Regions from separate parts of the Homo sapiens genome. Here region 1 is linked to region 2. The links are chromatin loops, found by intact Hi-C in ENCODE. Cell type or tissue: B cell. All regions are shown on one strand. Region 1 overlaps MDGA1 (MAM domain containing glycosylphosphatidylinositol anchor 1). Region 2 has its middle 67 kb from the start of MIR4462.

Region 1 (5,000 bases), 58 kb after region 2:
TTCCTCCAGGCCAGGCCTTGGCTTCTACCCAGGAGACCACAGGAAAATTAGCTCTGAGGTTAAAGAACCAGGGAGCAGAAATGTAAGGAGGACCTCATTCGCTTTATGGCCCCTCCATCCACTGACCTCCAGCAGCCAACTTTCACTGCCCCCCAGTACCCCCAAGGGTTGGGAGCCACTCCTCACCCCCTACACTTGTATTAGTGGGAACACGTTGTCTCCCGTTAACCAAGTATCAGCCAGAAATCTGGGAGTCATCCATGACTTTTCTCCTCCTCCCACACCCCACACCCAATTCACCAGCAAGCTCTGTCGGCTTGACCTTCAGAACCAATCAGGAATCTGCCCCCTGCGATGCCACCCTAGTCTTAGCCCCCACTCCCGAGGCCTGCCTGGCTTGTGACAGCAGCCTCCTGATAGGTCTTCCCTGCTTCCTCCCTTGCCTGCTGTAGTCTGTTCTCCACCAGCAGGCAGAGGATCTCATCTCTCCTCTGCTCTCCCTGTCATGACTCCCATCCTACTTGGGGTCAAAGCCAATGCGTTTTCAACAGCCTGCCATGCCCTCTGCCATCGGCTCCCAGCCCCACTTCCCATTCTACTGCCCTCCCCACTCCAGCCACATTGCCCTCTTTGTCAGTCTTCAAGCAGGCCTGGCCCCTTCCCACCTCAGGGCCTTTGCACTTACAGCCCCACCCCCTCCCCACTGCTTGGATTGCTCTTCTCCAGCTCTCCAGAGCCTGCTCCATCCCTTCCTTCAGCTGTCTTCTGAGAGGCCTTCCCTGAACACCCTGTTTAAGACAGCCCGCCCGCCCCCACCTCCATCACGCTCAATCCCTTTCCCTGCTATGCATGTTCGTAACACTCATCAAATCAACACCCTGCATATTAAATAGTCACTTGTTTATTCTCTTTCTGTATCCTTTTCAAAAGGCGAGCACCCCTGGGAGCAAAAGCACATTAAATCCCTTAAAGGGATGAACAATCTTTTTTTTCAAGCATCAATTCAGGAAACATAAAGTTTAGGAGCATATTTTCTTTAGCATCAGGTATATTTATAAATTGAGAAATGCAATACCTGCCCTCCTGCTTAAGTAGTCTCTTATTTTTTCTCCATCACTGAAGGGTTTCCTCTCCTTTTTTGGCTAAAATTTTAGAAACCACATAAGTGGCAGGCTCCATAGGATCTGATTATAATGCTGAGCCTCTGAAACAACTTTTAAATGACTTGAAATCGAGTAGGTGGGGGGAGAAAAAAGAAGGACTCAGGGATGGAGAAGGACAACTGGACCAGAGTTCAATCACGGCCAGGGACAGAAAAGCCCCTATCAGGAGATAGCTGGGGGCTGTGGATGCGGGAGGAGGGAGGCTGCCCCTTGGGAGGAAAATGGGGTCTGGAATGGACAGTGGGTGGGTGGCAGTAAAGGGCTTGTGCAAAACACCTGTCTCCAAGCCCTGTACAGTAGCTAGAAGGGAAGATTCTTGCTATAAACTTCCCCAAAAGGAAAATGGGAGGAGGACTGGAATTCTTCTACCCTTCCTCCTGGGCCAGGGTCTCAGTCTTGTTCCCTCTCTCTCCCGATATTGTGACACGTGCCTGTACACAGAGCCTCCCATGCCGCCTCCCTGGTGGCAGCCTCTGTGCCTCAGCCAGTGACAGCGGCAGCTTCCTGAGCCAGGCCTCGGTGATGGAATCACTCACTTAGCAAACCCTCCTCCGAACAGTGGTGGTCATTGCCTCCCACATGCCAGGCACATGGCTTCCCACACATTCCTCATTTCCCCTTTACCACAGCCCTCTGAGGAAGGTACCAGTATTAGCCCTGTCTTGTGCATGGGGTAACTGAGGCACAGTGCGACACCTGCCCATCATCACATGGTTAGTGAGCGGCCGAGCAGACCTCCACCCCAGGTCTGTTTCAGAAGCCTCTGCTCCTATCCTTCAGGCCACACTGCCTCCCTACGCTCCCACCTGAGCGAGAGATGGTTATTCATCGACTTCATTATATTTAGTTACTTGATTCTGAAATTAGATCTCGATGGTGTCATGGAGCCTGGCAAGTCATGTGTGACAGCTGACCTCAGAGCTGCTAGTTACTGACACCTCAGTGTGAAGAACTTCTCTGGTTACTCCCCTCCCGGGGGCGGGGGTGGGGCGCTGACACACCAGGGAAGGCAAAGGTGGGGATGGAAGGTGAGCTGTGCGGGATCACTTGCCTGACCCTTCCCAGAATCCTCCTCTCCAGCTGCCATGGCACCACCTCTGTGGAGGCCTGTGCCCTGATGGGGAGGGCAAGGTGGGGCCAAAAGAAGCAATCGGGGAGAAAGGAAGCCAGCCTGCTCAGAGGCATCAGCCCTGTGACCCTCAGCCACTAGGGCTACCCTTAGAAGGGAGAAGCACCTCCCAAGAGGAAGTGAGAAGGGCTGAGCAGAGATGCATGAAGGAGGTGACAGAGGTATGCAAAGGATGGGAGGAGCACCAGTGAGGAAACTGAGGCACATGAAGACGACCGGACCCTGCAAGGACTAGACACCTGGCAGCACTAGTCCAGTGCCCGGCAAACAGCAGGTACTTAATACGACCAGAGTTGTAGTTAGTGCAGGTGCTCAAAAGATTGCCTGGTTAGGACACCACAGAGCCCCAGTTTGCTCAGGCTGGGAAGTAAGCATGAGCACTGGATCGGAAGGCCGTGCTGGGGCTCTCCACACTGCACCAGCGCTTTTCAAAGGTGCCAACTCCCCTCTGGGCCTCAGCAGCCCCCCTGCCACTTGGCCCAGCTGGGGCCACTGTCTCCATGCACCCAGCCCAGCCCAGATCTGGCACGGGCGCAGCGGGTGAGCGCACGCCTGGCGCAGGCCCCAGTGCCTGGGAGAGAGGCTCCGAGCAGGCGGCTTTGTGTTTTGTGAAAACCAAATCCACAACTGAGCTCTCCAGCTGAGCAGGGCCTGCTGGGAAGGCTGGCAGACCTCCCTCCCTGTCCCCTACTGGGGCCCACCCTTCCTCCTCAGCCCCCCCCCCCCAGGAAACCTGGGCAGGACCAGCTGCCAACCCGGCTGGCATGGGGGGTTAAGGGGGATGGGTCTGGGCCCAGCTCTGGCAGTGCCTGGGTCCTACCCTGACCCCCTTCCTGCCTGAGTAAATTGGAATACAAATCAGAGGGAAACACTTTCCTCTGTTTGAACAAATTGCTACGGATTCCTCCCTGTCTCAGGTCAGGGCTCACGATGGGGGATATTTTCACTCGCGGACTGCTAATAGACTCAGGAGAAGCTGCTAGATCAATCGAGGCCAGGAAAATTAGCCAGGAGCTCCAGGCCAGCCTCGGCCTGCCCCTGCCCCCCCTCTTCAGGTCTCCTAGGAAGGGTGGTGGGGGCCATACCCAGGCTGGACATAAGTCCCTGACTGATGACCCAGGGTGCTGGATGCCCGTGCCCACCCCCTGCCTTGGAACCAAGAAAAAGGTGACCAGAGGCCATCTGGAGGGGCAGCGAGATAAAGGTGGACCCAGAGAAGCCCCTAAAGAGGTCTGTAGGACCCCCTACCACACATATACATAGTTCCCTGCACATACATATTATCGTGTGCAACATCATCACCCATATACACACCTACAGCACACACATGCCAGTGTATATTACATGCACAAAAAATACAAATAATGTGCACTTGCACGAGGCAGAGAGAACTGGAGGAACATGTTACAGCTTCTGTTGAGGTACCAAGTGAGAGCAGTTTATCTCATACCAGTGGTCCCTATACACAGATACACACACACACACTGATCTCCAACAGAAGAGGAGGAGGGGACAATGAGGGCATGAAGCCCACCCTCACCCCAGCCAGGCTTTGCAGCCCCTGCTCCCTCAAGTCTCCAGAAAGGAGGGAGTGAACCAGACAAGGGTGTCAGTGCTTTGGGCACATTGGGGCATCCCTCAGTAGCAAGCTCCTCCTAGTATCCCTTGAGGCCACTTTGCCAGCAGGCACAGTAAAGGAGGTGCATGGCTTGATCAAAAAGAAAGCTACTCATGTCCCCTGCTTACTACCCTTGCCCACATCACACACACACACACCCCTCTGCAAATGAGAATCTAGATCTGGCTTGGAAGATGGATGTGGAAGAGAGAGTAATCACTGGCAGATACAGCAGGGCCACCAGCTTGGTGAGACCCTTCACCTCTGGCCGTTGGTTTCTGCCTCTAAAAACTGAGCAGGTAGGCTGGGCGCAGTGGCTTATGCCTGTAATCCCAGCACTTTGGGAGGCCGAGGTGGGCAGATCACCTGAGGTCAGGAGTGCAAGACCAGCCTGGCCAACATAGCGAAACCCGGTCTCTACTAGAAATACAAAATTAGCTGGGCGTGGTGGCGGGTGCCTGTAATCCCAGCTACTCGGGAGGTTGAGGAGGGAGAATCCCTTGAACCCAAGAGGTAGAGATTGCAGTGAGCCAAGATTGTACCATTGCACTCCAGCCTGGGTGACAGAGAGAGACTCTGCCTCAAAAAACAAGCAAACAAACAAACAAAAAACTGAACAGGTAGAAACAGGCAACCTCTAAGCCCTTTACCTTTGACCTTCCATGATTCCAGGCTGATCCCCCTCTCTGCTGTGTGGCCTGAGAACTTCTCTTGTTTTCTCTGGGCTACAGATTTCTCTCCTGACAAATGATTAGATTTGCCCTAAGATTCCCGCTGGCTCTGTCACTTTATAAGTCTGTGATTCTAGATCATCTCTGTCTTGTTCTCTGCTGTATCCTCAGCACCTAGAACAGAGTCTGGCACACTGCGGGGGGTTCAATAAATACTGAATTAGTTAATTAATCTCAGGTCCCAGTTATTAGTGAAGAGAGAGAGAGAAATATACAACAGGGTAGAAGTGCTGCTCTGAGCCGGACTCATGAGGCTCAGGTATATTCAGGGGTGCAGGCCACTCTGGTCATAGCCCATGGCTTGGCTCCTGGGCAGGGAAGTAGACAGAATGCAGTCGACCTTATTACCCTCTAACCCC
Region 2 (5,000 bases):
TACCCATCAAGAAATATTTATTAATCATCTCCTATCTGTCATGCTGTGTTCCAGCACTGGATTGGAGATACAGCTGTGAACAGAAAGAACAAAAGTCCCTGCTCTGTTGGACTCATGCTGTAGCAGGAAGGAAGCACCACCCGCTACCCACTGCCTCCCAGCCCTCAGCCCCAACTCAAGCTTCCAGTCTGGAGAAGAGACATGGGCACTGAAGGCCGCCTTGCAGGAGAGACTGGCTGTACTACTGGGGTAAAACTGAATTCCTGTAATAGAGAATCCAAAACCCAGATACACATGAGAGGTTTATAACCTCCTCCATAGCAGCTTGAGTCTAGGGTAGTGAGCAGCTCTCCTCCAAAGGTGACGTGGAGACCCTGGCTCCCTCCATCTTGTTCCTCCATCATTCCCCTAGGGTGAAGGACAGCCCCACTCTCCTACAGGGTCAGGACTGAAGTGGCCTCCATCACTTCCTTTCACTTGCCATTGGAGCGAGCTTGGCAAGGGAGGCTGGGAAGCACGGTGCATCTGGGCAGCCATGAGCGCCTGGCCTGCAGTTCCATCAGCATGAGGAAGGGAGGATGAATCTGCGTTGTCAACTAGCAATCTACTCCACTGTGAGCCTTGATTCACCAAGCAATCAACTCTTGGAGGACGAGAATCTCATCTACTATGCCCATCCCCACACCTGGCACAACCCTGGGCACACAAAATACCTCTTGGTTCAAAAGCTGTTTGAGAAATAGGAAGTTGATATGATCAGTTATCTATTGATGTGTACTAAGTGAAGTGGCTTAAAACAAGAACCATTTTATTTACTCCCAATTCTGTGGTCAGTGATCTGGACTGGGCTCTTCCTGGGGTCATTCATGTGGCTGCAGCCAGTGGCTTGACTGGGGCAGGATGGTTGATGTGAACTCACTCACATGTCTGGAGGTTGGTGCTGGCTGTTGGCTGGACTTTGATCCAGCAGGATAGCTTGGCCCTTTCACATGGCAGTCTCAGGGCAGCAAGAAAGTGAAAACAGAAGTTGCACAACATCATTGCGGGTGTATTCTCTTGGTCAAAGCCAGCGCAGATTCAAGAGGTAGGGAAATAGACGCCATCTCTTGGTGGGAGAAGCTGCAAAGGATTTGTGGCCATTTGAAATCTACCAGGCTGTTCTGCAGAGCAAACCACTACAAAAACTTAGTGGCTTAAAACAATGGCAACATTTCTTTTGCTCAGGATTCTTCAATTTGGGCAGGATTTGGTGGGGGAAAGATCTCTCTACTCTGCCCAGCATCATCTGGGCTGGCTGAAAGGATGGGGGCTGAAATGATCTCAAACTCGCTATTCACATATCTGGAGGCTGATGCTGGTTATGGGCTGAGACTTTGGGCTTTGTCTAAAACATGTGGTGTCTCCATACAGCCTGTGCTTTCTCCCAGCATGGTGACTGGGCTCTCCTGAAAGACAGACAGACAAACAGACAGACCCAGGCAGAGCTATGTGCCTTTTATGGCCTAGCTTCTAAAGTCGTGCAGTGTCACTTCTGCAAAAGCGTTCTATTGATGGAGGCAGTCACAAATCAGCCCCATTTCAAGAGGAGAGAAAACAGATGTACCTTTTGATGAGGAGTTGCCAGGTCATGGAAGAGCTAACATAGGACCAGAAATATTTCTGAGGTCCATATTGAAAAGTACAATCTACCTACCGTGCATTCATTGATTCTTCATTCATCCATTTATCAGGCTCCCATGGTGCACTCGCTGTGTGCCAGGCACACAGTAGGGACCATTCTCACAGACTCTCTGCTTCCCAAAGACACTGAGCCACCATGCTACCCCAAGGGTGGGAAACTGACAGCCTTTCTTTGGCAGGCAGGACCACTGCTAGGAGGTCCGTGTCTTCTCCACTGCTCCCCACACTGCTAGCATCTGATGAGGCCCCAAGGCAGAGGCCAATACGAATGACCATCATGCCCAAGAACAAAAAGTGAGAGCACATTTCGGCAAGCAGGATTCTAGTCAGGAACCAAGAAGGATTTTCCTAAGCAAACATTTGTTCTGAGGGGCATGCTCTCACTTGCTCTTGTCACTGTCCTCCCTTCCTGGGCTCAGTCAGGGAGAGGGGACATGAGGGGGCAGGTAGTCAAAGTGGACAGTGACTGACCTAAAAACATAATGTCACTGGTGCTTTTTGCATTTCAGTTTGGATGTATGTCTGGGCAGAGCAGGTGCTCACAAAGTTTGTTGGATTCGAATATCTAGACTTTCCTTATCCTCCCCCTAGACCATGAGGAACCTGAAGGCTGGGATCCTGGCATCTAACCCAGTGCTTTCAACATAGTATGTATTCAATATGTTTATTGAATGAATGAATGAATGGTGTGAATGAGAAAAATTAATAAGACTGCCAATTGCCCTCCTCCCCCAACCAATACCTGTTTCTCACCTTCTTTTATAGCAAAACAAAAATAATTTATAGCTGGACAGACAGCACCCTAGAATAGAATATGCATTTCCCAGCCTCCTTTGCAGCTAGGAGTGGCCATATAACTAAGTTTTGGTCAATGAGATGTGGGCGATGTGTGGGATATTTAACTTCCGCATCATATTTTTACAAAAGAACCAGGCCCTCCCTTTACCTTTCCTCCTTCCCTCCAGTTGAAATGTGACATGGTGGTAAAACATCCTGGACCATATGGACAAGAGAACACCCCAGGGATGTTGGGGCAACTAACTAGAAGTGTCCTGGGTCCCTGAGATCTTGGAGCTGACATCCCAGCCCTTGACTACTTACAGCCAGACTGTTACATAAGAGAGAACTACATTTATATTTAATTTAGCCACCGCTCTTTGGAGATCTCTGTTAGAGCATCTGAACCTCTATCCTAATCAGTACAACAAGAAGGTGAATACATGTGTGAGTGAATTCATGAGTAAGTGAATGGCCAATTAAGTGAATGTCTAAATTTTTGCTGTTATAGTGATAGCAAAAGACCACAATACTTCATTTATAAAGCTTTAACTGTATGACATTTGTGTACTCAACAGGAAGTGTGGAGGGGGGTGGTTTCAGGGTTGGTTTGACAGCAAATCACTCATCAAGAACCCCAGGCTCATTCCACCTTTTTGCTTCACCGTCTTCACAGTGTTGATTTTTATTCTGGAGCTTGATGCATCATGGTCACAGGTCGGCTAGCACTGTTCCAGGCATGACAATGTCACACAGTCATGCCCATTGGGCAGGAAGCTGGGGGAGGGCCAGAGGGACAAGATAGGATTATCCTCCCGAGTCTCCTCATTGGTGCAACCAACAGTGGCTGCCACAGTGACTGAGTGAGTGAATGAATGAACAAACCCCATGTAGGAAAAAATGCAACTACGTTCTCCCCAGCCCCGGTAGGAAGGAGAACTCCCAGAATTAGGTTCCAGGAAGGGAAAAGCAGACAGTGGAGAGAAAGGTGGTGCCCCTGGGGTGTAGAGGCAGGAAGGAGGCCAGAGCTTCTGGAGTCAGGATGAGGGACGGATCCAGGGTGCACAGGGCACCTGGGAGAAGGGCTGGGGTAACTCATGGGACAAAATAAGAGACAGAAATCTACCACGGCTTGAGGAAGATGCAGTTTCTGGAAAAAGGAACAGGACTCAGACAAGCCTAAGAACCTGGACAAAGCCTATGGGGACAGACAAAGGTGCTGTGTCCCACATGCAGGCAGCGACCCTGGGATTAAATGTGTGTTGCAGAAATCCATCTTTGCTAACCAAGAGATACAGACAAAACAAAACAAAACAAAACAAAAACAAAAAACAAAAACAAACAAACGAAAACCTGTTTGGGGCTATTGGTTCCTTATGCCTGATCTGATCCTTTACCCTAATAGCAAATAAAACACAGAACACTGGAAGTCAGGACTTTGAAGGCCCTATGGAAATAATTCAATCCTAACTCCTCCCATTTTGCAGGTGGCAAGATTGAGGCCCACAGATGAGAAGAAAATCCACGGCAGAGCTCGGACCAGAACCCAGACCCCAAGATCCCAGTCTCACCTCTCCCACTGGCATTACACCATTTCTCAAGACAGAGTCATAGCTTCATTGAGTGACTCAAGGGCAACACCCTGGGGTTTCTCAGTGCATTCTGGAACATTGAGGGGTGCAGAGCAGAGCTCCTGCCTCTGTTCTTCTGTGGCCTTTCCCCCAACATGGCCCAGGATACAGAGGGCTGGGAGGGGATAGTCCTCACTGCTTACTGGCTGACAGTGAGTAAGCAAGCCTGGCAAAGTGCTGAGCTCCTGGTCACTGGCAGAATTCAAGCAAGGCTGGAAGGGTATTATAAGGAGGAATCCGGCCGGCCATTGGAGGGGGTGACTACAGCTTCCCTCCACTCCTTATTACCTTGGCAGCATCTCGAAACTGATTGGATTCTCACCAGCCAGGAAAGGCCAGACCCTGCTCAGGTCTGAGGGCCACAGACTTCAGTCATCTCTGCCAGCCCTGAAGCCTGTTCCCATGGAGACAGGTGAGTGAGAGAGACAAGAAGAAAGATGTGTGGAAACCTCCAAAGCTGTGGCCCTGTGCCAGACAGGCCCTGGGGGCAAGGTGTGGCCAAGGCTGACAGAAGAGGGGTAACAACTTCCTCAGAGTCGGGCCTGCTCACCAAAGGATGGGGATCTGGACCCCACCTCCCTCCAGTCCAGAGGCCAGAAGTCACCCGGATGCCGCACACTCCCCAACCCCTCCAATGCCACTTCCACTGGAGCCCCCAGGGGAGTCCTGTCCTGAAGGAGGGTAGCGGCAGGGAGAGATTGGCCCATCCAGAACCTTCTCTGCTCTTCAAGTTTTAGACAAAAGCAAACAAACAAAAAACCCTCAAATTCCCACCCTAGGGAGAGTGGAAGTGGGACTTTCCGTCCCCCACCCCCGATCCTGTCCTTATCTCTGGACTCAGGATGAAGGGAGTGAAGGGACAGAATCCGCCCTTTGCCAACCTCCACCCTCACTCCTCCCTCCAGGACAGGG

The links. Hi-C counts contacts between places; a loop is a spot of excess contacts. Peaks named below come from ENCODE experiments on the same cell type or tissue, not always from the same donor. Only the 100,000 strongest peaks of a DNase experiment are listed, where the experiment ranks them.
Region 1: it touches region 2 in a loop (2.2-fold over the local background); 5 of 110 quality-filtered maps call a loop at or near these places.

The regions. Positions count from the first base shown.
Region 1 is chr6:37,677,991-37,682,990 of GRCh38, forward strand. The region is part of intron 1 of MDGA1 (MAM domain containing glycosylphosphatidylinositol anchor 1); the gene reads right to left. Among named protein-coding and RNA genes, the nearest start is that of MDGA1, 17 kb to the right of the region's middle. In B cell, no CTCF peak of the experiment used is centred here; DNase peaks (open chromatin) are centred at 2,111 and 2,251; H3K4me3 peaks cover 589 bases; H3K27ac peaks cover 1,012 bases.
Region 2 is chr6:37,619,732-37,624,731 of GRCh38, forward strand. No RefSeq gene overlaps it. Among named protein-coding and RNA genes, the nearest start is that of MIR4462, 67 kb to the left of the region's middle. In B cell, no CTCF peak of the experiment used is centred here; DNase peaks (open chromatin) are centred at 3,060 and 4,520; H3K4me3 peaks cover 598 bases; H3K27me3 peaks cover 662 bases.